Linked DNA regions of Mus musculus: all the other regions are linked to region 1. A link is a loop called in an ENCODE intact Hi-C map of the cell type or tissue named here. Cell type or tissue: gastrocnemius. All regions are shown on one strand.

Region 1 (4,000 bases):
GTAATTAAGGTGTATAGTAACCTTCTGGCATCAGTCTAGATTCCAGCTCCTGAACGTTTCCCTTTTTTTTTTTTTTTTTTTTTTTGGTTTTTCGAGACAGGGTTTCTCTGTGTAGCCCTGGCTGTCCTGGAACTCACTCTGTAGACCAGGCTGGCCTCGAACTCATAAATCTGCCTGCCTCTGCCTCCCGAGTGCTGGGATTAAAGGCGTGTGACACCATGGCCCGGCTCCATTTCCCTTCTTAATTCTAAAAATTGCATTTATGGGAGCTGGAGAGATGGCTGTCTGCTCTTCCAGAGGACCCAGGGTTCAAGTCACAACACCCACATGGCAGCTTACAACTATCTGTAATTCCATTCCCAAGGGATGGAACACCCTCTGGTCACCTCATACGCAGGCAAAACACCCATGCATATAATGTAAATGACATATAAATGTTATATGTATGTTTGTGCTCACGTGCCCCGGCAGTCAGGAGATAACCTGTGGAAGATGATTTTCCCCCTCCACCATGGGAGTCCCGTGCGTGGAAAGAACTCAGGTCCTCAGACTCGGTGGTGGCAAGCATCTTTCCTCTTTCTTTCTTTCTTTCTTTCTTTCTTTCTCTCTCTCTCTCTCTCTCTCTTCTTGACAGCTGCTGGAGCATCCACTAAGTTGGGGTACTGACATGTCGCCTTAGATTAATGAAAACCCAGCCTCCCCTAGGTTTGTAATCACAAAAGCCTTTTCAGAGGTCCTGGATCTCAGGGCCCTGATTATCAGAGGGATCCTGGAACCACACTGTGGGCACTACTGACCTAGATAACCAGGACACACAGCCTTCCCTCCAAGAATCTAGCTCTAGATCCTCCCCCACTTCTATTTTCCTGTTTGAGATCTTTGTTATTTGTTTAATGATTGGATTGTGACTGATGCCACCCAGGAGGCATTGTCCCCAGTTAGAAGGCATGATGAACAAGTCCCCAATCTTGCCTGTGTGGTCTCCAAGATATTAAACAAAAGGGGGAGGGTGCCCACCTTGAAGATCTATGGTGAAAGCTGAGCTCTCTTTGGGGTGAGGAGGCTGGAGGACCTTGTTCTATCAAGGAGAGATTCTGGTGTTCCTGTCAAGTCTGTGAGGAATATTCGGGGATTTCCCCCTCTCTGTCCCTTTCCTGCACCACCAACCACCTCTCTCCCCACCCCTCCTGTGTCACCTCCACACTGCCCTCCACCCCCACCCCCACTCCCCGTGGAAAGTTTACACTGTTTTCAGCCAGGAGAATTGTCCCTGACTAGTTCGTCAGAGAAACGCACGCAGCTGTAGCAAAGACTAAAAATAGTCTCCTCCGTGACCAGTGTCTTCCCACGTCCTTTTCTCCACGCTTGCCTCCTTCTCAGTCCCCACCTTCAGCGGAGGCAGGAAGGTCCTGGGAGGGTGTGAGCCCGCTGGGACCTGCCAGACTCCCTAGTCTCCCCTCCCAAGCAGCACGAGTGTCCGATTCTATTTTGCAGTGACCTCCGCCTTGCCACGCCCAATTCCAGAGAACCCGTATCTCCTCAGCGGGTGGAAGGCTAGCCCGCTTGGGCTGCAGATTTTTCCGGCACTTTAAAGGTTAAACGGGAAGCCTGGGGTGGGAGGAAGAGCCGTCCGGTGCTATGCGCGCAGGCTCCAGGCGGTGTCCCCAGCGTCGCTCTTTCTCCTTGAGGCCAAAGATGGAATCCGAATGCGAAGGTTCGTCTTTCCAGTTAGCTGTGTTGAGCCACCCAGCCAGCAGCGGCTCAGCTCGCCAGAGCCAAAGCGTTGTCTCGCTTGCCTTCCGGGAGGTGGCTTTTTTTTTTTTTTTTTTTTTTCTCAAGCGCGACCTGGGAGTTCGATGTGTGGCCAGGACCTGCCTGGCCTCTCTTTGCCCTGGTATCCTGGGACATGCGCCTGACAAGACCCGCCACCTCCTGCATTTCAGGGGTAGCTTGTGGTGTCCAGTGACCTTTGCCACTGTGTACTGCTGCAGTTTCGAAACAGCAAAAAAAAAAAAAAAAAAAAAAAAAAAAAAAGGAACTTTGCCAAACCACACAAAACTTCAAACCGCACCAGCTCCAACTGGGCACGCCCGGAGAAAGCTGCCTTTATCTGCCCCCTCTCTCCTCCTCTGGTCTCACAGTTGACTGGGGCTGGTGAAAGCCACTGGAACACTTTATCCCTCCCACTCATCTTCCAGCCCCGCGAAGATCCTGGATTGTTCTGGAAGCCAAGCCCAATCCGGCTTCCACCCAGCTGGGGGATCTGAGAGCCACCTGCCAGGCCCGTCACTTCACAATGAGTTTCCATTGTGTGGAAGAAAGCTGGGTGGATTCGAGCCAGCCGAGAGGGAGAAGAGTTGAAAGGTTTGGGTCCAAGAGAGTAGTGAAGGGGAGAGTTGAAAGATTTGAGCCTTGAGGGGAAGGAGCAATCTGTCCAGAGCTTGGTGGGGCTCGAAGACTCCACACAGCTCTGTTTTTCTCTGACCCTAAAGACTTTCTGCTCCTCCCTCAGTGGCTAGCAGAGCCCCCAGAGCCCCTGGGCTGAGACTGCGGCTCCAAACCTACCATTGGGTTTTGAAATCCACCACACACACACACACACACACACACACACACACACACAACCCCCGGGTAATTCCGGGACAAAATTGCCTTTCTTTCCAGGTTTTTCTCTGGAAACTTTGGTTTAGTTCCCTTAAGACCAGAGTCTCAAGTAGCCCAGCCTAGCCTCAAATATGGCTACTATTCAGATTACAGGCAAAATACCACAGGCTAGCTTCTCTGAAAACTCTTAAATGCCCATCCCACAGCAGTGAGCATGTTCGTCATTCCCCAGAGAAAGAGATCTGTCTTCAGGTCGATCTTCAAACTTGCTGGCAGAGGGACAGAAGAGAAGGCTTCACAAATATAACCAATTAATAGGGAGGTAGTAATCCTAGTGTCCATGGTGGGCACGGGGCTGGGAGTGGCCTTTGGCAGCTGACTTTCTCTCTTCCCAGGTGTTTGTGGCACCTCTGTGGTGCCAGTCATCACTCTGCAAAGAGGTGGGATTCTCGCTCCCAAACAAGCAAACACCAGTTCAGCCTTGAGGACGCAGATGACCCACAGGAATAATCGGAAGTCTCTCAGGCTGCTTTCTGCCCCAGTAACTCTATGTAAAACTAGGACTAGGAGCTGGTAAAATGTGAGGTGGCTTCCACTCACAGCTAGTCCTGGGTGCAAACGGACATACCCTTTCTTGGAAACTGCCAGCAGTCTGCAAGGGCCTTATAAACAGTGTACTAGGCAGCGCCCACTAGCCCACAGCATTCCATCAACACCCGGCCCACAAGCGTGGAGTGTCATCAACTCCCGCAGCTAGAATCCAATTGCAGGGAACAGAGAATGTTTCCAGCTATTTTAAGCAAGAATAGGAAATTACTCCAGGAAATTAGGTGCTCACAAAATTCCTGGAAGGCCCGAGAGGAACAGTCTCTGAACTCACAAGACACTACCATTGAATTGGTCCCCAAGATTGCCGCCCTCTCTGCCACTAGCAGGAAAGTGAGAAGCAGGGGAGTTGGGGGGTGGGGTGGGGGCGGGAGCTGCACTGATTGCAGATTGCAGCTGAGATCTAATGATTAGGATCCCATGCCACCACGGCCTTTCTCAAGAGCCACAAGAGCCTGTGCCTCTACCCACAAGAATCAGCGGCTGAGCAATTGCCAAAATATTGTCACACATAACCCCACATACCCTCCCCCTACCCCCAACCACACAGTGTGTCCAGCGACTGCAGCCAGAGCCGAAGACAGTCTGCTTCATGCCTTCCTTCCAAACCTCACACAAATGTATCTAATTGTCAAAATTGAATTCTCATCCGCAGCCCCAGCTGCAAAGGTGTCTGGGAGATGTAGTTTTTAGATTTCCATCCTTCGGAGTAAGAAGGCTTCATAGCACAGGGTTAGAAAGGAGGTGGAGGACCTGATACCACACCTCCATTTTACAGCTAAGGAAGCTG
Region 2 (4,000 bases), 180 kb after region 1:
GGGGAGTCCCGGGTTTTTCCTTGGCTTGCCCCAAAGCGTGAATCACGTGGAATAACGGGGGCGGGGGGGGGGGCCTACTAGGAAACAGCGGAGAGCCGGAGATTCGGAATGGGCCAGTCCGGCGACCCGTCAGGTCAGATGCATTGTTTTGTAAATGTTCTTTTAAGATTCTAATTCGACCCCCCCCACCTCCATCCCTTCCCTTCGGGAGGCGTCCCAAGGCAGGTTTTAAGTTCGGAGCCTCCTGGAGCCCTTGTAGACTGCTTGTTTAGGGACGGCGTGGGGGAGCGAGCAGAGCCCTCGGCTCTCCGCTTGGCTGTACGGAGCCTGGTGGGAAGCCCCGATGGGCGTGTGAAAGTCTGCGGCCCCGGGAAGTTGGTCCCACTCGGAGGGAGGGCGACGCGGAGGCTCCAGGCGAAGAGGAACTCGCGCACCGGGCGCGATCCTCGGCTGAGGCGGGGAGGGCGAGGCGGCACAGGGCCAGCGCTTGAAGCAGGCGGGAGGCTGCGCTACGGAGCCGCCACAAACTCGGGGGCTGCGGGCTGCGGCGAAGAGAGCCTGCTATTTTCGAAGAGAGCCTCCGAGCGCCCTGAACGGAGTAGGGCGGCTCGTGGCACGTGTAGTCCCGGCGGACTTCTGGCTGCCCGGCGGCTCAATGGAACACGTACCCACGTCCCGAAGACGACCGAACCTGTCCCCTTGTAGGCCGAGGCCGAGCCAGGCTTAATTTGCTGTTAATGAATCTTTTCCAGAAAGTCTGCGACCTCCAGCTAGACTCTGAATACCCGCGCGCGAAGACGCGCGCCGCCGGCGTCTAAAGGGTGGGGGTTGGGGGAATAGAAAAGCGAAGAAGGAACTGGAGGAGGGTTATGTTTATTTAAAAACAAACCTTAAAAAGAAACCAGCGCGCCTCAAATAGGTATTCGTCCTGCCTGGTTGCGTCTAGACTAGACAGACCGGGGTTTTAACTGTAACCCCCTCCCTGCGCACCCTTATTGAGAGAATGCTAGGGATGAGTACTGCTATTTGGTTCTAAGGTTAGTTCCTTGGACGGAAAAAAAATACTTTAAAATGGACCGGGAGGAAAAAAAATGAGGAAATAGCCCACCCCAGAAGGTGGTGGGTGGTGAGCAGACAGACTTGGGTATTTCTAGCCATCTGACACTTCTGTGGCATTGGAAACGGACACCACCACCGGGAGAGACCGACCTGTACACGGTACTGGATTTTGCTAACAGAATTGCTTGTGTGGAAGGTATTTCAATTGTCGACCTCAGAGACACCTATATGTGGACTCTTGGGGGGAATACTCTCTTCTCGACCTTTCCCACTCCATCCCCGACTAGTTACCTGGTCTGGGTTGCAGTGTCGCCTCTGGTGTTTATTTGGGATTGAATTGTGTCGTGTAGACCTACGCGGAGCCGGGATGATTAATATGCCGTCCAGGTTTAATCTGAGGCTGGCCTTTAGTGTGCGGAGTACACCACCACGTACGCGAATTGCCTGCGGTGGTTAGGGGATCACGCGGGTTTCGGTCACCAGGCGCTGGGCGGGTAGGTCTGGACTGGGGCTCGATCGGCCCCAGCTCTCTCCTTTGAGGCGCTGTCACCAGTAGGTGACTGAGAGTTAATTAGGAAGTGTTCTCTGGATCAATGGGCCGCACAGCTCATTAGCGATTCTTTCCAGCCCTTTGCAGGGCCGGCCTGGCCTCCGCCTCCCACACAGCCCGGGCCCCCGCGGTCCCTGCTGCGGAGAGTGCCGCTGGGAAGTGGGGAGGGGTGGTCAGTGAGGGACAGCGGGCAGGCCAGAACAACTTCGCAGGGCCGTGTGTTGCGTGCGCCGCCGCGAGGTCCCCACAGCCCGCTCTTTCTTCCTGCTCGCGGCCGCCTCCACTGTGTCTTTAACTCGCTCTAGCTCGCTTTGCTGCCTGGCTGCTCCTCCCCGCCTCCCTCGCCTATCTCTTGTTCTCTAAGCACGACGCCTGTGCTCCCCGCCCAGTTTGGGATTAGACAAGATAAAAATAGGACTGCCCAGCGCGCAGAGCTGTGACAGTGCCCGGGTAGCCGGGCTGATGCGAGCGCAAGGGGTAGGGTCTGGGGAAGACTAGCAGGGTGCTCGGGTCGGCCAGATTCTTATTGGACCCTCACCTCCTACCCCGCAGGCGCCGTCACGCTCGCTGGACTCCTTCCGCTGTGAACCGTGCGGGCCAGGGGGACCTGAGCAGGGTCTCCGCGCTCTCGCGGGTGTTGTTGGTGTGCGGGTGATAGATCGGTCTAGACAGGCATGCAGACTCCCTCCCGGCTGAAGGACGGGGGGTGGGGGGCAGTGGAGTCGGCAGCCGACTCCGGAGAGCTGTGAGCTAGCAAGCTAAAGCTAGCCTGCCGACCCAGCAAGCCGGGCTTGCTTGCCGGGTGGAAGGCAGATTGAGGGGGTGTCTCTTAACCCTTTAAGTGCGGTAAATAGTTTAATGGGGGGAGGGACAATGAGTCTTGTAAAAGTGACTTATTAGAGTGGTCTGCGGGGTGGGGGCCTGGGTTCTAGACCCACTCGTGTTTTCCTTTCTCTTCTGTGTGCATCCGCCCATTCTTTCACAAATCGAATGCAGCTGCTCGACAGAGTACTAGCTTGACCTAGTACTCCTGATTCTGGGAACTTTGACCTCAAAATGGGCACCCTCGCCTAAGAATCTGAGTTTCTGAGCAGACTATATAGACCTCTCTGTTTCCAATGGGGACCTGAAGCATGTAGGGGGATACTCAAAGTGAGAGAAGGTCTCTCTGACCCAGACGCCTCCAGATTAAAGCCCCCCCCCCCAGCCTGAGATGCCAGGCCAGCAAATACAGCATGTATGTATTGGTGGCAGAACACAGCATTCCTTGAGTTGTCCATAAATACTTAACCACGAACTTGTGAATAGTTATAATCAGACATGTGGGAGAGACAATCCAAATTGGAGATGGTCTGGACACTTAAAAAAAAATTCTATCATTCGTGTATCGATGACCTAAAATTTACTGCAGCTCACCATAAGTTAGTCTAGTTCTATTCGGGGCTGGATATTGATAGGTAGGTTCCCCTATATAGAATTAACTTATTCCCTCCCTCCTTTCCCCCTTAAAAATGTGTGGCCTAAGGTTCCTCTGTTTACATTTAAACTGCAAAGCCATGCTGGTCAGGCCAGGAAATGAACTTCATTATATGGCTAGCCAAAGAACCTAAGCAGTAGAAAGGGAATCTCAGATTAAGATGTATCTCTGAATGACAAGTGCTGGGACAAATCTAGAGACTTTGGTCCCAATGTCCTAGTAGAAGAGATGCCCAGGAGATAAAGAACTGGACAAGAGCAGAGTAAACACGGGTATGTAAATGTAGACCATGTATAGTGGTATTCTAAAAGAAAAACTGTAGATGTCATGAAACTGGAAAGTGGGGCAGAGTTTCCATGTGTTGCAAAGACAAAACCCATTTAAAGAAGTAAAGAGGGTCACTTGGGAAAGCACAAAAGGCACGCATATGCATACATACCCTGTGCTTAGATACAGGGGCCTAATTACCAAGACCTCCCCTTTGCCTTGAGATGGACTTTTCACTAGTGAGACTGATTGAAAGTAAGAGGGGAGCCAGGGCGTGGTGGCGCACGCCTTTAATCCCAGCACTCAGGAGGCAGAGGCAGGCGGATTTCTGAGTTCGAGGCCAGCCTGGTCTACAAAGTGAGCTCCAGGACAGCCAGGGCTATACAGAGGAACCCTGTCTCCAAAAACCAAAACCAAACCAAACCAAAAACAAAACAAAAAAAGAAAGTAAGACGGGGCAACTCTATTGACACATTCTCGGGGAGATAATGTGTTTGGGCAGTAGAAAATGGCAAAGCAGCCTTCCAAATAGGTGGCTGGCCCTCGGTTAGGATCACTTCTAGTTAGTTCTTGCCCTGCTGGCTAGGTAGCAGGAATCCAAAGAGGCTGGGAGTTCTTGACCTTGGAGAGGTGAGGGAAAAGGCAGC
Region 3 (4,000 bases), 96 kb after region 1:
GGAGGAGGCCACAGAACTATGCTGCTGCCAAGGCCGCCGCCCTCGGACTCTCACTTGCGCACCACGCGGCCTCCGAGGAGGGGAGATGTGAACTCTCCGGGTGGCGCTCGAGAACTGGAATTCTGCTTTGAGTCTGAGGAATTTGTTTCAGAGGCAGATCAGTCACAGCTTGGAGGGGGCGGGGGTAGATAGAGACTGTACAGGGCAAGCTCCAGAGGTGACCCAGGCTCTAAGGAGCGAACCGTAGAAGCGTCTGTGTTCTTTGTCTTTCGCGGGGCTGGCAGCCTGGCATTCACAGCTCAGATAAGGATCTACTAAGAGCCACAGCCCATCGCCAGCACATTTAAGTGATTAGTCTACCGCCGGTAGCCACTTAGGAGAAATGTCTTGTCTTTGAGAAAGAAAAAAAAAAAGCGGCCTCATGTTATGAGTTGTATTGGACCCTTCAGACCCTTCTTTGCTGCCTGCACACATCTCCCTACCGTGCCAGACAGTAAGGAGAGCCTTTCCTAGATAGGAATCTGACCAATCCTGTTCACATGAACATTATTTATATTTGGGTGTCAGTAAAATGTAGTCCACTAATGGCAGAGGACTTTCCTTTCACCCAGCCTCACCAAGAACGAGGTAGCTTGGAATCGCGTCTTGAAAAATCACCTTGAACAAAGGTGGGCTAGGAGAGTATTTCTGAAAGACCCCTGCTGTGTCCTTCAAGACCGCGGGGAGAGTGTAAAGATGCGGTGTCTGATCCCTGCCTGGAACTTGACAGTAATCCAAACGAAATGAATGCCAGCAGAGAGCCCAGTCCCCAGGCTTGGCTAGCTCTTCCTTACAGTTCTAGCACTCGGGAAACTGAAGCAGAGGATTGCCTTAAAGCCCAGGCCCACCTGGGATCCAGCGTGAGACTGTAAGGGCTGGGGGAAGCTACTCTTTCACACCACCAAGTCAGGCCTTTAAGGTTAAGGAGTCAAGAGATAGTTTGAGGCCATTTTTGCTTTAACTATCTTGTGGACAAAAACAGTGAACGTACTCTCCACTTTGCCCAAACATGCCTCCCGAGAGACCTGGGGTAACTTTAACTTCGGGGGAGAGTGCCCCCCCCCCCTTTACCCATAGGAAGGGAATACAATAATACCCTAGCAAGCATATGTGGCACTGGCGTGGTCTACACACAGGAAGCCTATTCTCCTCTGACCAACTCTATTATGAGGTGGACACTAAGACTGCTTTCCTTGCCTTAATTGTGTCGCCCCTGGGGTCCAGAACTGTTAAGCAGCTTGCCCAAAGCCCTAAGAGGGCCGTGTGGCCTCTCCCACGCTGTAGCCTGTGTGATTTAAGGGTTTTCCCCCCCTAAGGGAAAAAACCTCCCTCCCAACCCTCCCAAAATTTTGTGGCTTAAGATGCCCAACATCTTTGGCTGCCCCCCCCCCCCCGCCGGCGCAAGGAAAACTCCAGACTTAGGTAACAGAATCTACTGTGACTCGTGACTCTGCAGCACAGAAAGGGCCAAGGGAGACAGTGCAAAGGCCCCTAGCCCACCTAGCCGCATAGCATCCGGCAGTCACGTCCGCCGGAGGTGACTAGGGCCTGGGGGTAGCCGATTGCTCAGGAACTCCTTATCGCCTATCTTCAGTGGTCCTGTGAGGCTTAGGTAAACGGCCACCCGCGGTGGTGACTGGTTCGTGCAGGTCCCCCGTCTCCAGGCGCGCCCCTAGGCTCCTCCGGTGGGTCTGGCTAGATGCCCAGTGGCGCCTCCAGAAGCTCCGGTCTTCTCTCCACTTGAGGCGCCAGCCCTGAGCTAAGCTCCCCTGCTTGGAGCTGGAGAGCCCAGTTGGGACGGCTGGATCCGGTTGTTTGCCCTCAATCCAGCCCGATTACCACCAGCTCCCTATTCCCCCGAGCGCGCGCACAAACACGCTTTCCAAGCGCGCTCCAGGCCTCCACTTTCCCTTCCTCTTCCTGGCTCGCTCTGGTGCTTCGAAAGCTCGCGGCGATTGTTTGCTTCGAAGAGTCCAGGTGGGGAAGGCTGTGCCCCTCCCCCCCCCCCCCAGCCCGCATAAGTGCACACGCTGTTAAAGCCTGGGGCGCACAGCCAGGCCTATGGACTCCCTTGTCCCCCGAGAAGTGGCAGCTGCTAGAGAGGATCGATTCTACCCGTGCTTCCGAGAGACACAGGAGTAAAAATAGGAGACCTTAGCCTGTGTCTGAATTTGGGGACGGGAGAGTAAATCCTATCTCCCAAGAGGACTAGTAGGTTTGCACCGCACAGCTTATGTGGACCACAGTGTGACATCCCTACGTGTTCTGGAGAGGCTGAGCGGCCTAGGCGCACTTGGGGGCTTAGTGGTTTGGGGACCCTGGGAGAGACTGTCAGAGGGGGGGCGGAGCAGGAGTCCTCACTCCTCAAGGCAGAACACCTTTTTTGGAACCTTGAAACCCAGGGGAGCCGCTGCCATCTTCCAGTCGCGAGTCGCTCCTGAATGTTTCTTTAAGGCTCCTTCCCGGGTCGCGGCTCTCTCGCTTTCCACAGGCTAGAAAGATAAAGTCAGGGCCGGGGGTTGGGGTGGGGGACTGGCTCACACAACTGTGCTCTCGACTTTGCCTACCAAGTTCACTGTGGTCCCAGAGTGTACCCCTCCTCCCCAGGCCACACCTCGATGGGGGCCTGTCCTGTTTCCTTCCTCGTTGGTTCAAATCTCGAGTTTCATGGAGAGAGGGCACATTATATTGCCAAAGTCACTAAGTGTCCCCCCCCCCCCAAAGTCCCATAAGGATAACCTAAACACAGGATTCCCACACCCCGGGCTGATCCTTCCTCGCCTCCTGGGATTAACTGGACTCACAGGTCCATAAAACACTTCCGGCGGGGCCAGAGGGTCTGTCTGCAGAAACACTTTAAAATAGCCCTCCGTGGCCGGGAGTCGGAATTGACACAGACAATTCCTGTTTTTTTTTTTTTTTAGGCTATGAAGGGAAATCGTCTGAAGCGGGGGGGGGGGGGGGGTAGGGTAGGCAGCTTCCAGAAAACAAACCAAACCAAAACAAAAACGATGCACCATTTTAACCAAATGACACTGATTCAGGGTAGCATGGGTATTCAACGGGAGCAGACAGGTTGCACCTGGCTTCTGACCACACTTCAATGATGAACACAAACACTTTGAAACTTGGGGGCTAGTAGAGGCAGCCTCCCCCTCTGTGAGAGTTAACACTACCTCTGCCCTCCTTAAGTAGATTGAAGAGGCTGGAAGTATTAAAGTGCTTTGCAAAGGCAGCTTGGCCCGTCCATTTCGCTGTGGTCAGGGTCTCTCCCACACATGGAAGGCACCAGAGCTTTGTTAATTAAGAAGTAGAACTAAGACCACCCCCCCCCCATCCCTGCAAGGCTATGGAAGATACAGTCAAGCCCAAAGCACGTTCAGACCAGGAATCCCCACCCCTTTCTTTTACATCACTTCGAATTAAGTTTCTGAAGAATGGGCGAATCTTTGGAATGCTCTAAGAAAAATTCACCATTAAAATTCGAGGTTAATGAGAACGAAAATAGTCCTTTAAAATGGATTAAACCACATTTTAAGACAAGAACCGGAAGAATATAAATTCAAAGTAGCTTCTTGGCCTTGTCCCCCTAATGTAGGTCTGGAGAGCAGATGCTGGTAGATAGCCCACCCACCACACACACACACACACACACACACACACACACACATACACACACACAATCTGGGACCGGGAAGTAGGACTTGACAGATTTGAACAGCAAGGTGATGTAGGTCTGCTGGGCGAAGACCAGGAAGCTAGGCAACGACTTGGCTTAAAATGAATATGAAAAGAAAGACTTAGGCCTGCTGGTGTTTCCTGGAGGCCTAGAACTACTCAGAATGGGGAGGTGAGGGGTGCTCTGTAATCTTCCCTGAAGGATTCAAGCAATCCTACTGGCCTGGGGTGGTGGCCAGGTGCAAAAGGGATAAAGGCCTAGGCAGAGCTTTAACCCAACCTC
Region 4 (4,000 bases), 160 kb after region 1:
CCTTTGAGTCCATGCTTCCCTCTTGTTGCCCCGTACTCTATAAAGAAGGCCTACAGTAAATGAGTAAGGTTCCAGCCAGCCTTTTGAAAAGGAGAATCACACGCTAAACACTTTACTTCGATCCTTTCCTTTATTCACTGACTGAGAAACAGGGCCCCGAAGGACCAGACGAAAGCCAAGTCAAGTCAACGCACCAAGGATCAAGGTCATTGAGTGCCAAAAGTCTGGGGTCACAGACAAGAACCCTGGTCTCTTCGAAGGCCCGTGGTCACAGTCCCTGTGTCCCAGGCCTTCTTCCTGGAGCGCTGGGGCCTCTCAGGAGAGAAGCGTCGGCGGGGCGGCTTGTCTGTGAGTGGAGGTGGGGGTTGGAAGGCGGTGGCGGGGAACCCAGCAAGAGAAGTTTCCACCACGCTCTGCTCTGTTGCTGCCAAAATCCCCTGGCCCCTCCCCGCCCGCACTGCCTTCCGTTGCCACCACAAGTTTGGTTTAACGAGAGAGCTCGGGACAAAAGCAAACCTTTTCTATAGACCCTGAAAACAAAGGGGAAAGAGACGCGCGAGGCCGCAGAGAAGCGGCTGCTAGCGTAATGGTGCCAGGCCGAAAGCAGAGCATTAGAACTGCAAAAGCCGCGCGGGCGGGAGGAAGTGCGAGGCAGGAGGCGGGAGCGCCGGGAGGGCGGGCGGGGGAGGGGCGCTGCGCCATGTTTCCGTGTCACCCGCCGAGTCGCCGGCGCTGGGCTCGGCCGCCGGCTCCCGCCTGCCTCCGTAACGGCAGAAAGCGTGCGATTAGCAGCCAGACAGGCGGGGACTCCGGGCCCACGGGGCCGCCGCACACGCCGCCCGCGGTCCCGGCCCGCGCTCCCCTCCCCCTCCCGCCGGGTAATCCTCCTCCTCGCTGCAGCGCTGTGTGCACTCTCATTAGAGCAGGGTGGCTTTTCTCTGCGCACTCGCTCGGCTCCCGCTGGCAAAACAACGCCTTCCCCGGCCGGGCCCTGGGCCAGGGGAGTCGGGGAGGGCCGGACGGGGGCGGGGTGAGGCTGGGACAGCCTCGCAGGTTAGCTCCGCCGCCGGTTCGAAAAGATGGGGAGGACCCTTTGGCCCTCCCCCACGCGCAGTGCCAAAGCCGAAGGTCCATACCAGACTCTCTGCCCCTCGGGAGAGGGGGGAGATGCTGGTGCCATCCTGACCTACTGCCGTCCGCGGCACGAGGCCAGAATGCGTGGGGCAGATGAGGGTGTCTGGGTTGAAGAGCGGGAGTGGACACTGGGGAAGGTTCCCACAACTGGTTTTTGACCCGTGTGGCTTGCTAACGACCTCTTAAGGCCAGAAGCTGGATTTCAGGTGTTGTTGCCCTAAGACCCTCAGGGAGATCAGTGCCCTTTCTGGCTTTGGGGTTGACCGCCCAAAATGAGTAGGAAATGGGTGGGGGGAGACTCCAGTGCTCCGGAGCGCCCCATTTCTGTTCCGCGATCTCTGTACACAACAGTAGACAGCTTCTCCCCGGCACCTCGCGCCCAGCTGCAGGGCTCGGGAGCAGGTGTTCCTGCCTGGCCCAAGTGGCGGCTCAGCGCCCCTCCTGTCCCAGCTGCGGGGCCCAGAGAGGAGGGAGGGGAAAGGCGTGTTGGTGGCGGTAACTGGGAGGGGGGGGACGTCTCGCCGGACCTTGCCTAAAATGGGTCCATTCCGGGGTGCGGACAATCGCCTGGAGCCTGGAGGAATCTAGGAGGACAGACGGCCAGCTCCCGTCTAGGACTGCCCTAGGGGCCAGCACTGGCCGTTCGGGGCGGCGGGAGGGCTTCCGGTCCCCGTGACTGCGGCGGCGGGGCGGCGGGGAAGTTCCCGTCGCGGCCGCGAGGAGCACCCTCCCCTGGCTGCCGCCGCCGCGCAGCTCTCGGAGCAGCGCCCTAGGAACCCCGGGGCATCGGGCGACGTCGCCCTCGCCTTGTGAAGGGATGGGGGCTTCAGGGTGTTCCTCGATCCCCGCCCCGCCCCAGGGACCTGAACGCGGGATCGGGGACCCTGCGGGATCGGCCGCGCGCCTCCCAGCCCCTCCTCGCCGCTGCCATGGCGGGCACGTGAAACGCAGCTCGGCGCCGGGAGCCCGCCGGGGAGCGGCCTGGCCCGCCCGCTCCTCTTCGCAGCGGGTCCAGGGACGCGGAACCAAGTCGGGCCGGGTCCCGCCGAGCTCTCCGCGGCCCCGCACCCCATCCCTGCCCGAACCGGGCCTTGAGGTCACGCCAGACGACTCGTCCAAGGGGAACTCGGGCTGACTAATGGGACGCTTGTGGGCCTCCGGAGAGGCCGGGCTGGCAGCAGTGCCCGCTCGCTCTGCGCTGACGCTGCGACCAGGCTCTTCGGGGAAGGGCGAGAGGAGGGGTTTCCCCGACCGGTGGTTTCGGCTCCCTGGGGACAATCCGGCTGCGGATGGCTCTGGGCTTTGGGTCCTGTAGCCTGATCCCGGGCCCGCAGACTGGAGGTGCTTACGGGAAGAAGGTGCCTCAGAGCTCTGAGCCTGTTGTGGGGTCTCCTTTGCTTGCTATCTTGGGCCAGCAGCTTTATTGGGGGGGACGGGGGGCGGGGAGTTGCAGGTCACCTTGAGGGCGTGGGCTTAGATACCAAAACCTTCAACAAATAGAAAGTCTTCCGGAAATCCCTCAGTGAGGAGAAAACAATTGATAAAACTCAGGGAGAGTCCAGTTTAGTTGGGAGTTCTCAGGGTCTGGGCCCTCCCCGCCCCCCACTCCCGATTACAGGGTCTTGTGAAAATCAACAGAGTTTTTTTTATTTTTTCCAACGAACAGCCACCTCATTGTTGACATAGTTATTATATGGCCCTCCCAAATATAGCTACCTGTTTGTTTTAGTTTCAGCACATCCTCTCGATGGTGAGACAGAAATATAGACCAGTAATAAAAGATAAACATGTGTCAGATGCAGAATAAGTCCTCATCGCGCATCCCTGGTTTTGAGTTTAATTACACTAGAAATCCAGTCCTCCCACGAGAAGGCCTGAAACCCTGCAGTAGAGGTGCGACTTTTCCTGGAGAGCCTCGCCTTTGGAGAGGGGTTGCTGGTGGAAGGCAGTTAGGTTTTAAATGTCACTTCCAAATGAAAACGCTTTCCGTCAGCTTTTTTCTTTTTTTGATGCAGTTTTCGAAAGGAGCATTTTTTCGAGATAAGAAGTGACCGATCAAAATCGCTGAGGGGAGGTTGTAAGCAGCCGCTTTGCCCCAGCTTAGCCTTATCTTATCTTTCACACTTGCATGGCGGAAAAAAATTGGCTTATCTTTATCCCCACCCCATTCTCGCCTTAATTGCTAAAAAACACTGGTGTGTTAAACGGGCAGGAAGGAGGTCTCTGGATTGTCAGCAGAACAGGAAGATTCAAAAAACTGTGGGCTCCTGGGGAAAGAAGAGGGTGACAGAGTGTATTTTCCCCCCCCCTTGGCCTTTCTTGTACAGTGTGGAGGGTCCTGTCCCAGCTGGAAGGCACCATGATCAGATTTTTTTTTTCTTTTTAAAAAGAATTAAAACCAGTATGGCTTTGGCTTGGGCATCTTCCCGGAGCCTCTTTTTTTTCTCGACACCCTGTTTACCAACCTCTCTCCTTCATCCCCTCCCCCTCCAAACAACAACAACAACAACAACAAAAAAGGTCAGTGGGTCTCTGATTGAGACTCCCTACCTTCATCCTCTCTCTTCTGTGTTGAGGGGTGGGGGTGCCGGGTTGGGACGTGCAGCTTGCTGGAAATCATTAAAATATATGCGGGTGTCTGCAAACACACACTTTTAAATCATGGCGTTCCCTCTCCATGCTGGTATATTTAAACTCCAGAGCGAGCTGGATCCCCTTCCTTTCAGTCGTTTGTCTGTGTCACCGACAGGCCGCTAATGGCTGGGCTTCCAGGCGCTGTGCATTATGCATTAACCTCCTCCTACCGCGGCCCCACACAGAAGGTTCTGTCAGGCCTCACGACGCAAACCACTCTACATCCCCGCAA
Region 5 (4,000 bases), 450 kb after region 1:
CGCCCCCCACCCCCGTTTCTGCCCTAGGGGTACCTACAAAGACTCCGTGGTGTCTGTACACAAACTTGAAGCCTTTATCCCCTCGGAGAGTCCAGCAGGGTTGCCTCCTGCCAGGAGGGTCTGTGCACTAGAGTCTACAAGTTCTAGGGTGGGTGTGGGGAGGAATCTGCCCACATTGCAACCGGCATCCACCCCCTACCCATACCCAGCCAGTTGCTCCCAAAGGAGGATGCAGGAGAAGGAAGGAGCCAGACCTTCTGAAGGTGGGAGTCACAATGCAAGCTCCAATGTGTCACTGCCCAGGGCCCTGGAGACCAAAGACTTGCTCTTCATTCCCCTGCAGCCCATCCCTTCCCGCTCCGCCTTCTCACACTTCCCGCCAGCTGCAAGCAGCTTCTGGTATCTTCTCCCTGGTCTCAAAGCTGGGGGTTGGGGGCAGCTTTGCTTGAGCTGTGCCCCAAGCCTAAAACCCTCTTATCAGACGCCTACTCTCCCCATTTCGCTTTCAGCTTTAAGCTCCAGGAAGTATGGGCAACCCCCACGGTAAACAAAGGCAAACGCTTTCTTTATCTGCAGCCTTTACTATGCTAATGTTCGTTGGGAATCTTCCGGAGTTGGGTGAGGAGGCCCCCAGCTTTCCATAAGTGCTGGGCCACAAAAGGCCTATGCCTACTTTGCTGTCTATTAACCCAGTGTTGGGGGCGGCGGGGGACTGGGGGAATGCTCCTGGGAATAACAGCCCCTTATGACCCCACTTCCACTTCTGGAACCGGTTTGGGATTTAGCCCTGGGAAGAAACCAATCCTGTTCCTTGTTTATAGTTGGCTGCGAAGATCCAAGTGTGGGAGCCTAAAACTAATACAGGTTTTGTGCTTTTATTTTATTTATTTATTTGTTTATTTTAAAGAAAAGTAGTTTGAAGGTACAAATTACTTCCAGAAGGGGATCGTGCAAGGTCCAGACCCTGAAGTTATTAGTATTCAGGTGAAACCTTCACCTGTGCACAGACATCATCATGGGCTCATGGAAAGCTGGGAACAGGCATGTGCAGAGCGACTGGTTAGCTGGGCTTGGACAGTCTCCTCAAACACTTCCATACAGCATTGCCAGGCCACATGGCCTGCCTGCTTCTGGGCTCACAGCCAGTCTGTGGTTTGCTCTGCCACCCCAGGCCAGGCCTCATACAAGTGAGTGGTCCCAGGCGTGTCCTCTTGGAGCCTAGTGATTGAGGGCAGAACCAAGCTGGCTGGGCAAATCTGTTCCACTTTCCCTCATCCCAGTTATGTTTCTGTACCCTGTTCTGAGTGGAGTAGGTTGATCCTTAATTGGATCCCAGGGCCGGGGCCATTGGCTTCCTGTGGGGTTTGGCCAATGGGAGGCACCATCCGACCAGTAGGAGGAGTTAGATATTGGAGCTTTTGTTTCCCCATCTGGGCAGCAAGTTTGCCAGTGGCTATGTCTCCCTGCCCACCCCAACGCTCACTTAGAGTTCTCTCTCAAGGTGGGCCAGCTGCTCTGGTCTCTAGATGTTTCCTATTTATCCCACGGTGCTTCCTCTCAGCCTTGTGTTTCCTTATCTGTGCCCCCACCCCCACACACACCTCTGACTCTCTTGTTATGTGCCATCCATTCCAGATGCCTCCTCCTCCTGCCAGCCATCTCTCCAATCACAGATGAGAGTCTACCTTGAGTTTCTATTGGTTCATTTGATTGTGCACATGTAAAGGTTGAGGGGTGGGGGATATGTTTTCTATCTTCTTTTGGCTTGGACTTCCTCTTGCTCCGGCTTGCCATGTCACTGGGCATTACTGGGTCGTCTCTGTGGATTCCCCTTTTTCTGAATATTCAGAGAGGTTATGGGAGAAACAGACCTTTCTCAACTTCCTGAGTTTGGGAGTAGACAAGGAGACACTATAATTTCTCAGAATCTGATAGACCTCTTCATGGCATATGAAGTCAGCCACATAAATTATGGAACTTAAATAACGGTCCCAGTGATGGGATGGTAAATGCTGAACAACGGGCTCCCTGCCCCCACCCAAGCCTTGATTTGTAGCATCTGCTGATCGCCGTGGTGTAAATATTCCCACCACAGCTAGCCTGGAGCTTCCCACATGATGCGCTGACAGTGAGCTGCGGGGGGAGGGGCCGGGAGGCACGAAGAGGCTACTCAGCATTGCAGAGTACTTCCACACAGACTAGACTACAGGGACTCCGTGGCGAAAAGACTTGTAGGCTGTGGCAAGGTAGGAAGATGTGAATGTGCAGAATTTGCTTCGAATACGATTTACCCCATTTCAAGTTTTCATTATTTGTATTTAATTTATTTTAAGTTATATTAATGGTGTGTTCAACAACTGACTTGCAAGTTTTCAGAAAATTTAGTGATTGGCTCTTCTAAATCAGCATCCTAAGGCTCCAGCACATGTGGATGGGTTGTATTGGCTGGATGGTCATGGAAAGTTTTCGTCAAGGTAGAAAACAAAGGCAAGGCAAAGCTGGCATTTCAGTTGCGCCACCTTGTGGCACCACCAAACAGCACCATATCCCCCCTCAAGACCGCCCCCCCAATCCTCACTCCCCAACTTTGGTCATGCCATGACCATTTGGGAAGACTAAACATCTTGGTTTGCCTGGAACAAACCCTACTTTAGCTCATTACACTGGATTAACTCTGAGTAGCACCCACTTCATAGTCTCAGAAGTGCCCTTGTTTGATCAATAAAGATGCAGTCAGTCATCCAATCTGTACCTAGTAGATTGCAACTTGTTTGAAGGTCAGGACTAGGTTCTATGTTTTTGCATCCCCAAGCCAAGGAGGCTTTTAACTTATGTTTGTCAAAAGACCGGCAAAAGTGAAGGCTATGGAATAAGTTTTCCTGCCTTGTTGGTTATGCTGATAATCGCTAGGGTTTGGAAATGCAGGGATTTTAGAATAACCTGATTGGCCCTGTTATCCCTAACCCATCGTCCTTGTCCTCTCGCATGAAAAGCCAGGCTGAGAGACGTCAGAGCCTCGTCTCCCAGGGAGCGTGCGGCAGCCAGAGGGTGTTGGTCTGGCCATCTGGTACAGGAACAGTTGAGCCGTGTGGGAGCCCAGCTGGCACGGGAATCCTTGGCTGTCCCCGGCAAACAGCATGGGGAGGAGAGCCGTGGGATCAATAGTAATTTCCTTCAGAAGAACGGCGATGTAGTGTGGTTGGCAATGGCATTGGGCTTTCCCTGGCACGGAGGGCTCTAAATGCAGTTGCTTCTCGTAGCTAAGAAATGGACATGCAGCAGTACGATGGGCAGAGAAGGGAACAAGGGTGGGACTTTCCTGGCCTGAGCCCAGGAGAGATTGCCAGGTTGGCTGTAGAAACCAGCTTTTCTTGTGCTTGCCTGTCATTGGTATAGCCCTGTAGACACTTTGAGGCACTGACAGAGAGGAAATCGTGGAAGCTGCAACATTCCCACGGGCCTGCTGGAACATTCCCACCAGCTTGCTGGCACCTCCCAGGCAGCATCCATCCACTCAGCTGTTGAAGGGAAGCATCAGTGTGTTCTGGGAACAGGCTGGGGCTGAGGTGGGAAAGAGGGATCTATGTCTTCTACTCCTCACTACCCAGATAGGAAGGAGCTAGCCCATGTTTCTGAAACGGGGTCATCTCCCCATACAGAAGTAGTGTTGAGCCCATGGTGCTCATTTCTCACTACCAGTCTCAAAAGGATGGGTCCGTCTCCGGTTGCCTCTGGAAAGATGAGCAGGAGTCTTGCTGGACAGGGTGTGGATGCAAGGTGGGGGAAGAGTGCTCTACTTCCCACTTGGAATTGCCCTTAGCTGATGGCAGTTGGATTGATTGCCTTGACCGCCTAACTTCTGGAAAGCAATTCATTCTGCGACTGGTCTATATGGGGGCATGGAAGCACTTGTCATAGTACTTCAATTCTTGACATCTCTGCATCTCCAGACCATTCCGTTGGCTCAGCTGAAGCCTCTGTGAACAACTGCACTGTAGTT
Region 6 (4,000 bases), 620 kb after region 1:
GACCCTAGGCAGGCTAACTTAACTTCATTGAGGCTCAGCTTCTTCCCTTGTAAATTGTAGAGGCGATCTACCTGAGAGGCTGGTGGGTGGCTTAAGTGAGGACACATACTGACAGTGTGAGAACTGTGCTGTCCCCAACGTTCTAGTTTAATGAGACGTTACCACAATATCTTGCCCACATGCTGTAGAAGTCTGAGCTCAGCTGTCAGTTACCCGGAGACACACAGGTCTAGAGTCCGGGTTTTGAGCTCTTGGGCTTAGCTCCTCCACCCACGGGCTCCTCTCTGCCTGAAAGCAGATGGTCGGGGAGACAGACAAAGCCAGACAGGAGAAGCAGCAACTTGCTCTTGAACCAGCTGACAACCCCCCCTCTCTCCTCCCAGCCTCACCCTAGGCCGGGAGCGCGTGCTGGGAAGAGGATTAAATCAATGGCAATTCACATCTCTCCAGAAACCGGCTCCCTGATCCGAACTAATAAGCAAATCATTAGTGAATTAGGGCTGGGGAGGGCTCAGCGCAGCGTTCCTTCTCCTCTGGCTGAACGTACAGCGACAGGCGTCAAAACCCCAACCACTTTCCTAGGCGACCTTGAGATGATCACACCACAGAGGCTATTTTTGTGCTAAAACAACAACCGCGAGACCCCCTTCCCAACTCAGCCAGATCCCAGAACCTCCGGAGCTACGACAGGCAAGCTGGACCTTTCTTCCTCCTACTGCAGCTAACCACAGCCAATGGCACGAAACCTTGCCTTCCTTACCGTGCTGTAAACCCTGAGTATGTTTGCAACAGTGAGGACAACCAGAAGCCAAACTGCCTTCCCCTCCCCCAGCCCTGGGCACAAACTTGGCCCCCTTGCTTATTTCCTGGTGAAAGCCCATTATCTCTCATTTACATCTAAACTAGCTTTTCATACTATTTTAAAGGCCGCTCCTCCCCTTCTGTAATCTCCCTGTGCATGAATTAAAAGTTGATTCTTGAAACGCACAAATCTTGGGGGCAGTTTCTTTTTCCTCCTTATTTGCATACGCTGTTTTGGACTAACCCTTTTATTTCCTCCCAATTATGATTTCTGGTGTGTTTTCCAGAGCTTTACAACATGGCATCTGATTATACACAAAGCTTCAGAATAAAGCCCTGTTTTTCCCTTCATTAACGACACAAAGGATGGCTGTATGATCCACACAGCACTTTGTGATTTAATACAGCTTACGCTCTAAATCGCACCCGGCTTGGGCAAAGCAGATTTGGGAGTGAATCAACGCATTTTCTTGCTGCCAGGAGCTCCCTTGCAGATTCCAGCAAATTCTTTCACCACACGGAATTAGCATTTGATTAAGCTCTGCAGACACGTTCAAACTTTTACCACTGAGTCCTGGCAGGGTTGTAGTAATCTGCCGAGAAGGAGAGGCATCTAGAACAGCCACGACTACCTGACCTGTCCCCAACAGATTGAGGGAGAGGGTACCTGAAAGTGAGCAGAGGGTGTGTGTGTGTGTGTGTGTGTGTGTGTGTGTGTGTCTGACAGTGAGGGGCGTTGGATGTCTACTTGAGTTAGGACCTTTCTTTCCTACACTTAACCCTGGACAAGCTTTCTCACTTAGCGTGCTTTCTAACGGAGCACTGCAATGATAGTTATGACTTAGGACTCAGGAGGCATATGACCTTCAACTAGAACCTGCCTGGTCTCAGGTTCAGGGAAATGGGACTCAGCATCCCTGTCGAGTCCCAAGGTCCTTTGGCTGGAGTTGCTTCCAGGACGGCTTCCAGCTAAGCTTCCCAGAAGCCTGAGTGGAAAATCTCGTCCATTTCCATTATGCAAATACAAGAAGCGGAAGTTTATCAAACTGGGGCTTTGTACCTCGAAAGTGGGTGTGCCAGCATGGGGGGCTATAAAGGCTTTATTGCCACAAGTTTGGGGTGATTGCTTCCCTCGCAAATGCCGGGAGCAGGATTGAATTATGCAGGTCTTCCAAACAGGTGGCAATAAAAACTTTACAGTCTCCCACACCATCACATATTTTGTTTATGCCTCTTAGGTGTCTTATTTTGTTAGAGGCTTTTTCTTCCTTTTTTTTTTTAACTCTTCTGTTACTATGGAAACAGAAATAGGTGGAGGTGTTTCTGGCTACCTGTTTTGGTAGATGGAACGCAAGTGAACTATCACTGGGCACTCTGATAGATGGAATAACTGACGTCTGGGGAGGGTAGGAACTAATTAGTTCTGGAATATCATAGCTCTTGAATTCTTTCTTTGGGGAAGAGAGGGAGTGAAGGGGAACATGTCCATTTCACAGATGGTAAAACAGAGGGACAAAACAGGTCTTTTTTGCAGTCAGCAAGCCAGAAGAAAACAGCAAAAGGGCCAAGAAACTTAGTGTCTGGTTTTCTAGGGCTGCAAAGCCAAAATTAGTGATGCCCTTTTGGTAACCTGAGGTCAGACTGCAGTGACATCTGCTGGCAGAGACAGAAGTGGCCCTAGCAGGATTTTCCGTTGCTGGCAACTGCCAGGCCAGGAGCTTGTGGGTCTGTCTGGTTCCCAGTGTTGGCTCCTAGGTGACTTCCTTGGCTGGGAAAGAGAGTTGCACAGCCCTCCCCTTGTCCTGACTGAGTTAAGAGAAGCAGAGTGAGATGGTGAGTCATGGATGTTGTGAGGACTTGGGTCCAGATCCCAGATACCCTTCCCTATTCTAGAAGGTACAAGTCACTGGCCGGTGGGAGGAAATATCCAAGATAGGTTTGTTGGTTCTTGTTGCTAACCAGAGAGTTCTCTCGCTTGGGGGTCCTGGGTCTCTTTTTGGAGAGGTTCCAACTCTTATTTTTTACAGGAAAACTAGGATGAAGAAGGCAGTTAAAGGCAGTTCCAAGGAATTCGAATGATGCCCAGAGACATTGTCAGCAACTGCAGAGAAGAGGAGCCCCTGAAGGGAGAACATGTCCCTTGGGGACACTCATGTACACGATGGCATCCTCACTAGAATGAGGAAGTTGGTGGGGGAGCTCACTGATATTAAGGAAGATCTTAGTTCATAACCTCCCTGTAAACTTGACAAATACCCAGTCCTACCCTGAGTCTTGGCTTCCCCATTTAAGAGAGCCTGATTTTATTACTGTCCTAGCTCTGTGCCTTGGAGACATGTGATAATCATCTACATCTGTAGACTATGACACCCAACAAAGGGCTGTCAGACATTCCTGTTTACCTGGGATGTCCTATGTCAGTGACATCCTTGCCTGTTTTGGATAACTGGTTAGGCCTAGGAAGCTCTGTCTAACCATGTTAACCTATGGCAATGGTTCTCCAACACTGTGTAGACCTGGGCTGGTTCGGCAGCAGCTTGTTACCCTGTAAATGACAACCTAACACAGAAATCAAGAAAAGACATTTTAGAACTTCAATGTGTCAGAGCCATTCTATGTCCTATTGACTCCAAAGGCCATTAAAACTTAGGGTTTAAAAATATGGAATCCCCCGTCCTATAGTTGTTCATTTTTTGTTGTTTTTGTTGTTGTATTTCACAAGAGATTTGTCTGTGAAAGTTTCGGGGAGGGGAGTAACCTAACAAGAAATAACAGGTCCTTCACCACAAATCATTTGAGAAGCACTCTCTTGTGGGGTCCTTTGGCTAGCTTCCTATAGCTTCCTATAGTGAGCTGTCCCTGCCTCTGGGACATCACTTGGGCAGCTAGGCACAGCTAGCTATTTTCTCACCAAATGAAGTTGTGAATGACCGTCTCTGTCAGAAAGGCCTGTTCCATGCTGCTGGCCAGGCTGGCCATAGTTTAATGGGGGATATTCATCCAGCTGTTGGTGCTCTCTTAGCCTCACTGGGACACACCTGCCTCCCAAGGTGGCTCCTGAGACCTCTGTTCTCTCCATCTTCCCAGGCTTTGAAAGCTGGGTGAGAAATCCAAAAGGCCCCCTCCCAGCTCTCTTTTGGTTCTGCCCTAAGTGGACCTGAGTGAATGGAAGGAGCTATTGAACAAGCAAATGAGCTTT
Region 7 (4,000 bases), 250 kb after region 1:
GGAACGGGGACAGCATCCTTGCTTTCCAAGGAGAGGCTCCGGGAGCACCCACTCCAAGGCTTCCTGGCACTCTGGGACTTCCCCCTGTCGGGAGCGGAAGCTGTGGAATCCCGCACAGCGCTGCCTGGCCTGCCCGGGCGTGCGTGCCAAGTGGGCCAGCTCAGTCTCCTTTACACTAACCACACAGGGCCCAGGCCCTGGCCTCCTCTCTCTGTGGCATCAAGCGCCCTGCTTAAGCACGCTGAGAGGGAATTTAAGCCTGGGCAGCAACAGAAGAAGGTTCCCTTCTCCTTTGGGTGCAGAGTAGGGGGAGGACTAGAAGCCACCCCACTTTCCAGACCCCCTGCTGAGCCCTCTTGGTGGGCAGGTGGGGATCGAAGGCGCCCAGGCTCCGCAAGCTAGCGAAGTCTGGTTTCCTTTACGTTTTACAAGCTATAAATAAACTTCCCCTTGGGCGGATGAGCGCTGCGTCCAAGGGCGGCTTCCCGCCGAATCCGGCGGGCGGTTTACGATCTGGGCCAGGAGCTGGTCTTACGGCGGCCTGAGCCTAGGGTGGGGCGATGGCTCAGGGAAAGCTCAGAGGTCGTCCAGGAGTGGTCGAGTGACCCTCCTCTTCCCTGCGGGGCTGAGGCGCCTCAGCTCTGAGGGCTGGGGGTGGAGCCAGTTGATTTATGAGCCGTCACCCCACCCCGCCCCTCCCGTTTCACTTGTTTTCCTCATCTTCTCTAGCTCAAGCCCTGTTCCCAAAGCCTCACCCCGCAACCCTGCCCAGTGAGGGTTTGGCAACACCGGGCGGCTAGAGCACTGGCCGAGGGGCCCCGGGCGAGGAAGGGGGTGCAAGGGTGTGGGTGAAGCCTTTGGTGTTTTTTCATCCCTCCCACCCCACTCCCGTACCTCCTCCCAGAGCAGGCTAGCCAGCCTAGCCGGACAAAGCTGGGTGGCCAAAAAGCCTGAGAGGCTGAGATAAAGGGCTGGCCTCTAGGGGTGGGAAAATCCCAAGCGTTTGGGGTAGATCCCTGACTTTCTCAAGGTCACCGGGCGGGGGACTGGAACCATTGGCTCATACCAGAGCAGAAGCCATTGCATCAATCAGTTAACACCTTGCAAAGGTCTCCATCTCGCCGCCTCTTTAAGGGTGTTCAGTTTCCCAAGGAAGTACATAAAAGACAGGGCAAGGAAGGCACCGTGGGTCCCAAGACTGCTTTTCGTCATCGAGGGTTTGCTCTGCTTTGATGCTCACACTCACACTGTCTAGGTGGGAGGCCTGGCCTCCAACACACACGTGAGGACGATGTCTGTATGTGGGCCTAGATAGGAAGTGAAGAGTTGGAGGTGACTCAGGTAGTTGGCTACCTTCTTTCCATCTGAGATTTAGGAGAGGTGAGTTGGGAAAGCTCAAGAGAAGGCCCTCCTTAGCCTGGAACAACATCGTCCCTTTGCCCTCTGTTTGTTTAGCGCTTCCACTTAGCCTCCGCAGCTGGTGGCAGAGGGATTCCTGGCAGCATTAATCTCAGGACAGGATCCTAACCTTGATCCCTGGGGACACCCTCTCCCTCTCCATTCTCTGAGCCAAAAGTCACAGCGTACTAGTGCCCTACCACCATCACCTAACCGGACCAGGGGGAAGTTGGGGGGGTCTATAAAAGGGGACCTTTGGCAAGGTCTCCATTGTTCCTCGGGGGCTGGGAAGCTGACTCACTCTGAGCACAGAGCGATGCAGAGTGTTTTCTCGGCAGCCTTTCCCCGAGTGCTTTATTTAGACAGGCTTTATTTACAGTACACATGTTTTCGGCTCGTTATTCTGGAGGCGGGAATGGAAACTGGGCAGAGCTGTTTTCCCCCGTGAGCGGCGCCTTTAGAAGGGGTTGAGGATCCGGAGCCTTGAAGGATCCCGCTCTCGTTGGGCTCTCGTAGTCCTCAGTGAGATCCTATTTAAGAAAACTGAATGGAGCAGAAAAGGGTGCTGGGAGACCCACAGCGGGCCAACCCTCCCACAGTACTCTCTTACACCTGCATGACAGCAGGAGGGGAGGGCAGTGAGATATCTTGGTGACAAGAGTTCAGAGTGGGCCATAGAAGGTCACAGGACCAACAATCCGTTTAGTGTGAAAAATCTGAAGCCAGTCTGTTCCTGGAGCTTCTTCGTTTGCTTTGGACCTCCGGAGTTCCCTGGCCTTCATCCCCTTTGGTTCTGTTAGTAGTCTTGTGGCTGCTCCAGCTGGAGGGCCTCTGGTTGCCAGCCTGCAGTCAAGACAGATTTTTGGCAGCCTCTCAGTAAGTAGGGTGGTCCAGTTAGGGACTGCAGGAAATTGTTTGAGCTAGATTAAATATTTTACAAAACCTTTTTTTTTTGGGGGGTGGGGGCTATGGTTGACTTCAAGTTGGCAATGTTAAACCAAACAAAAGTTAAAGCGGTCTCTCTTCTGACTTTTAAGGTACGGTTCAGAGAAACGGAGGGAGTAGTGCTCTTTAGAGGAAACAAATTTAATGGCTTTTCCTCTTATTTTTCTCTACATCCTTCTCCCTGCTGTTAACAGAGTTTACTACTCTCAGGCATTGGGTGGTAGAAAGACTGCCCCCCCCCCGTCCCTTTTTGAGGGGAGCTGCAGCTGATTTGGTATCAGGTGGTTACTGAGTCCTAAGCCTAAAGCTGTTAGCTTCTGATTACTGCTTAAAGTTAACTGCAGCCTATCAGGGGTGAGTTGGCCCTAGAAACTGCAGGGACACTTTAAAGCTTGTCATTGCAGATGCCAGAGGCCTCTTTCCAGATCTTTCCCTAGGAAATGAAGGGCCTAAATTCTTGTTGCATTTCTAGCCTCCCTCCCCCCTCCCTCCTTGAGTCTCTGGCTGGAAAGTCTGAACTGCTTTTGAGGTTTGCAGTGTTTCCCTCCATCAAGCCTGCACCCCTTGGGCTTGGGTATGGCCCCCCCCAAACCCATATTTAGGCTGCCGTAGTGTGGGAGCTCTGCAGGGCAAAGCCCAACTGTGGCCACTCGAAAGGAGGAGGCCTGACCTTTGCAGGGAGAAGGCGGATTCACAGCCTGACACTCTGCAGGGAGACCGAGAGCTGCAAAGGAGCCGCAGGCATTGCCGTGGCCCCAGCAGCTCGAAGAAAGCTTGTGAAAGGAAACCAGCTCAGGGAGGCAGGAGGCCAGGAAGCTTCCGTGCTGTGAGTGTGCCCCTTTGAGACTGCACAGGCCACTGGGAGGAAGAGAAACTGCTTGGCTGGGAGGCAAAGTCAGAGTTGCAGTGGCAGACAATTGCTGGAGGAAGGTCCAGTGAAGATGAGTACCTGGAGATGGGTCATCAGATCGGGAGGAGACCTCTAACTGTCAGAAGTCCTGTGTATGAAGACCAGTTGGGTTTTAAACATTCATATTTGAGGTAACATTGTCTACCGAAGGTGGGGTTCTTTCCATAGAAAATAGCAAGCTCTTTGCTGCTGAATCCAAAGGGAACCCCCACATACCCCCATACTCCCATATACACATAGATTTAGTTGGGGCTAGGGGCTTCTGAAAATTGCTACACAGGCTGGTCAGGTTTAGAGGAGAAAGACTCCAAGGGCCTACCCATTCACAGGAGACAAGATGGTGTCCCTTTGGGGCTGGAGTGGCGAAGGTACAGTGAGCCGTTGTGCTGAGTCGGAACCCCTCGCTTCTCCAGCCCGGTTACTTCTACACATGTCCAATTTTGGTGTCTGAATAAAAAAAAAAAGTAGCACAGAAACAAAACCATATGACAAGACTGGCTGCAAACCTTAAAGAATTGAGGGGGGAGGGGAGGGGTGGCCTGGAAGGGGGAGGGGAAATTATTCGAGACTGGGGGGTAGAGGGAAGCAGTTTTGACTATTTTCTAAATCCCACCCACCCACCCACCCATGCTGCTGATGCAGTTCCAATTCCTTCAGTAGATGCCTCAGCCCCGGTGCTCGGTGCTTGAGGGAGTGTGGAATAACAATCTGCAGAGGAGACTCTGCCACAAGAGGCAACTCAAAGTG

Evidence for each region. A loop is a pair of places that touch in the nucleus more often than their neighbours do. Peaks named below come from ENCODE experiments on the same cell type or tissue, not always from the same donor. Only the 100,000 strongest peaks of a DNase experiment are listed, where the experiment ranks them.
Region 2: a loop joins it to region 1, with 5 times the contacts of the local background. A loop is called at or near these places in 11 of 42 quality-filtered maps.
Region 3: it touches region 1 in a loop (5-fold over the local background); 14 of 42 quality-filtered maps call a loop at or near these places.
Region 4: it touches region 1 in a loop (2.4-fold over the local background); 13 of 42 quality-filtered maps call a loop at or near these places.
Region 5: it touches region 1 in a loop (2.3-fold over the local background); 3 of 42 quality-filtered maps call a loop at or near these places.
Region 6: a loop joins it to region 1, with 5 times the contacts of the local background. A loop is called at or near these places in 12 of 42 quality-filtered maps.
Region 7: a loop joins it to region 1, with 4 times the contacts of the local background. A loop is called at or near these places in 9 of 42 quality-filtered maps.

What each region holds. Positions count from the first base shown.
Region 1 is chrX:12,250,242-12,254,241 of GRCm38, reverse strand. No RefSeq gene overlaps it. Among named protein-coding and RNA genes, the nearest start is that of Gm14635, 100 kb to the left of the region's middle. In gastrocnemius, a CTCF peak has its summit at 1,650; DNase peaks (open chromatin) are centred at 1,668, 2,218 and 3,675; H3K4me3 peaks cover 1,168 bases; H3K27ac peaks cover 1,260 bases.
Region 2 is chrX:12,075,209-12,079,208 of GRCm38, reverse strand. The region is part of intron 1 of Bcor (BCL6 interacting corepressor); the gene reads left to right. Among named protein-coding and RNA genes, the nearest start is that of Bcor, 3.3 kb to the left of the region's middle. In gastrocnemius, no CTCF peak of the experiment used is centred here; DNase peaks (open chromatin) are centred at 471, 1,939 and 2,206; H3K4me3 peaks cover 2,727 bases; H3K27ac peaks cover 2,639 bases.
Region 3 is chrX:12,153,827-12,157,826 of GRCm38, reverse strand. It overlaps a transcript of Bcor not described here. Among named protein-coding and RNA genes, the nearest start is that of Gm46687, 63 kb to the right of the region's middle. In gastrocnemius, CTCF peaks have their summits at 94 and 1,786; DNase peaks (open chromatin) are centred at 82, 1,726 and 2,836; H3K4me3 peaks cover 1,449 bases; H3K27ac peaks cover 1,559 bases.
Region 4 is chrX:12,085,405-12,089,404 of GRCm38, reverse strand. It overlaps a transcript of Bcor not described here. Among named protein-coding and RNA genes, the nearest start is that of Gm46687, 5.1 kb to the left of the region's middle. In gastrocnemius, a CTCF peak has its summit at 1,851; DNase peaks (open chromatin) are centred at 974, 1,849, 2,079, 2,298 and 2 more places; H3K4me3 peaks cover 2,766 bases; H3K27ac peaks cover 2,752 bases.
Region 5 is chrX:11,799,915-11,803,914 of GRCm38, reverse strand. No RefSeq gene overlaps it. Among named protein-coding and RNA genes, the nearest start is that of Gm26314, 49 kb to the left of the region's middle. In gastrocnemius, a CTCF peak has its summit at 2,495 (motif pointing left); DNase peaks (open chromatin) are centred at 1,145, 2,110, 2,521, 3,175 and 1 more place.
Region 6 is chrX:11,628,573-11,632,572 of GRCm38, reverse strand. No RefSeq gene overlaps it. Among named protein-coding and RNA genes, the nearest start is that of Gm34187, 97 kb to the right of the region's middle. In gastrocnemius, a CTCF peak has its summit at 2,457 (motif pointing left); DNase peaks (open chromatin) are centred at 327, 804 and 2,502.
Region 7 is chrX:12,002,425-12,006,424 of GRCm38, reverse strand. Gm34301 (a long non-coding RNA gene) reads right to left here. Exons shown (of 4, transcript XR_003953093.1): 1 at 3,879-4,000; 2 at 3,573-3,700; 3 at 3,014-3,341; 4 at 1,689-2,241. Among named protein-coding and RNA genes, the nearest start is that of Gm34301, 2.3 kb to the right of the region's middle. In gastrocnemius, no CTCF peak of the experiment used is centred here; DNase peaks (open chromatin) are centred at 360, 787, 2,212 and 3,062; H3K4me3 peaks cover 1,320 bases; H3K27ac peaks cover 3,181 bases.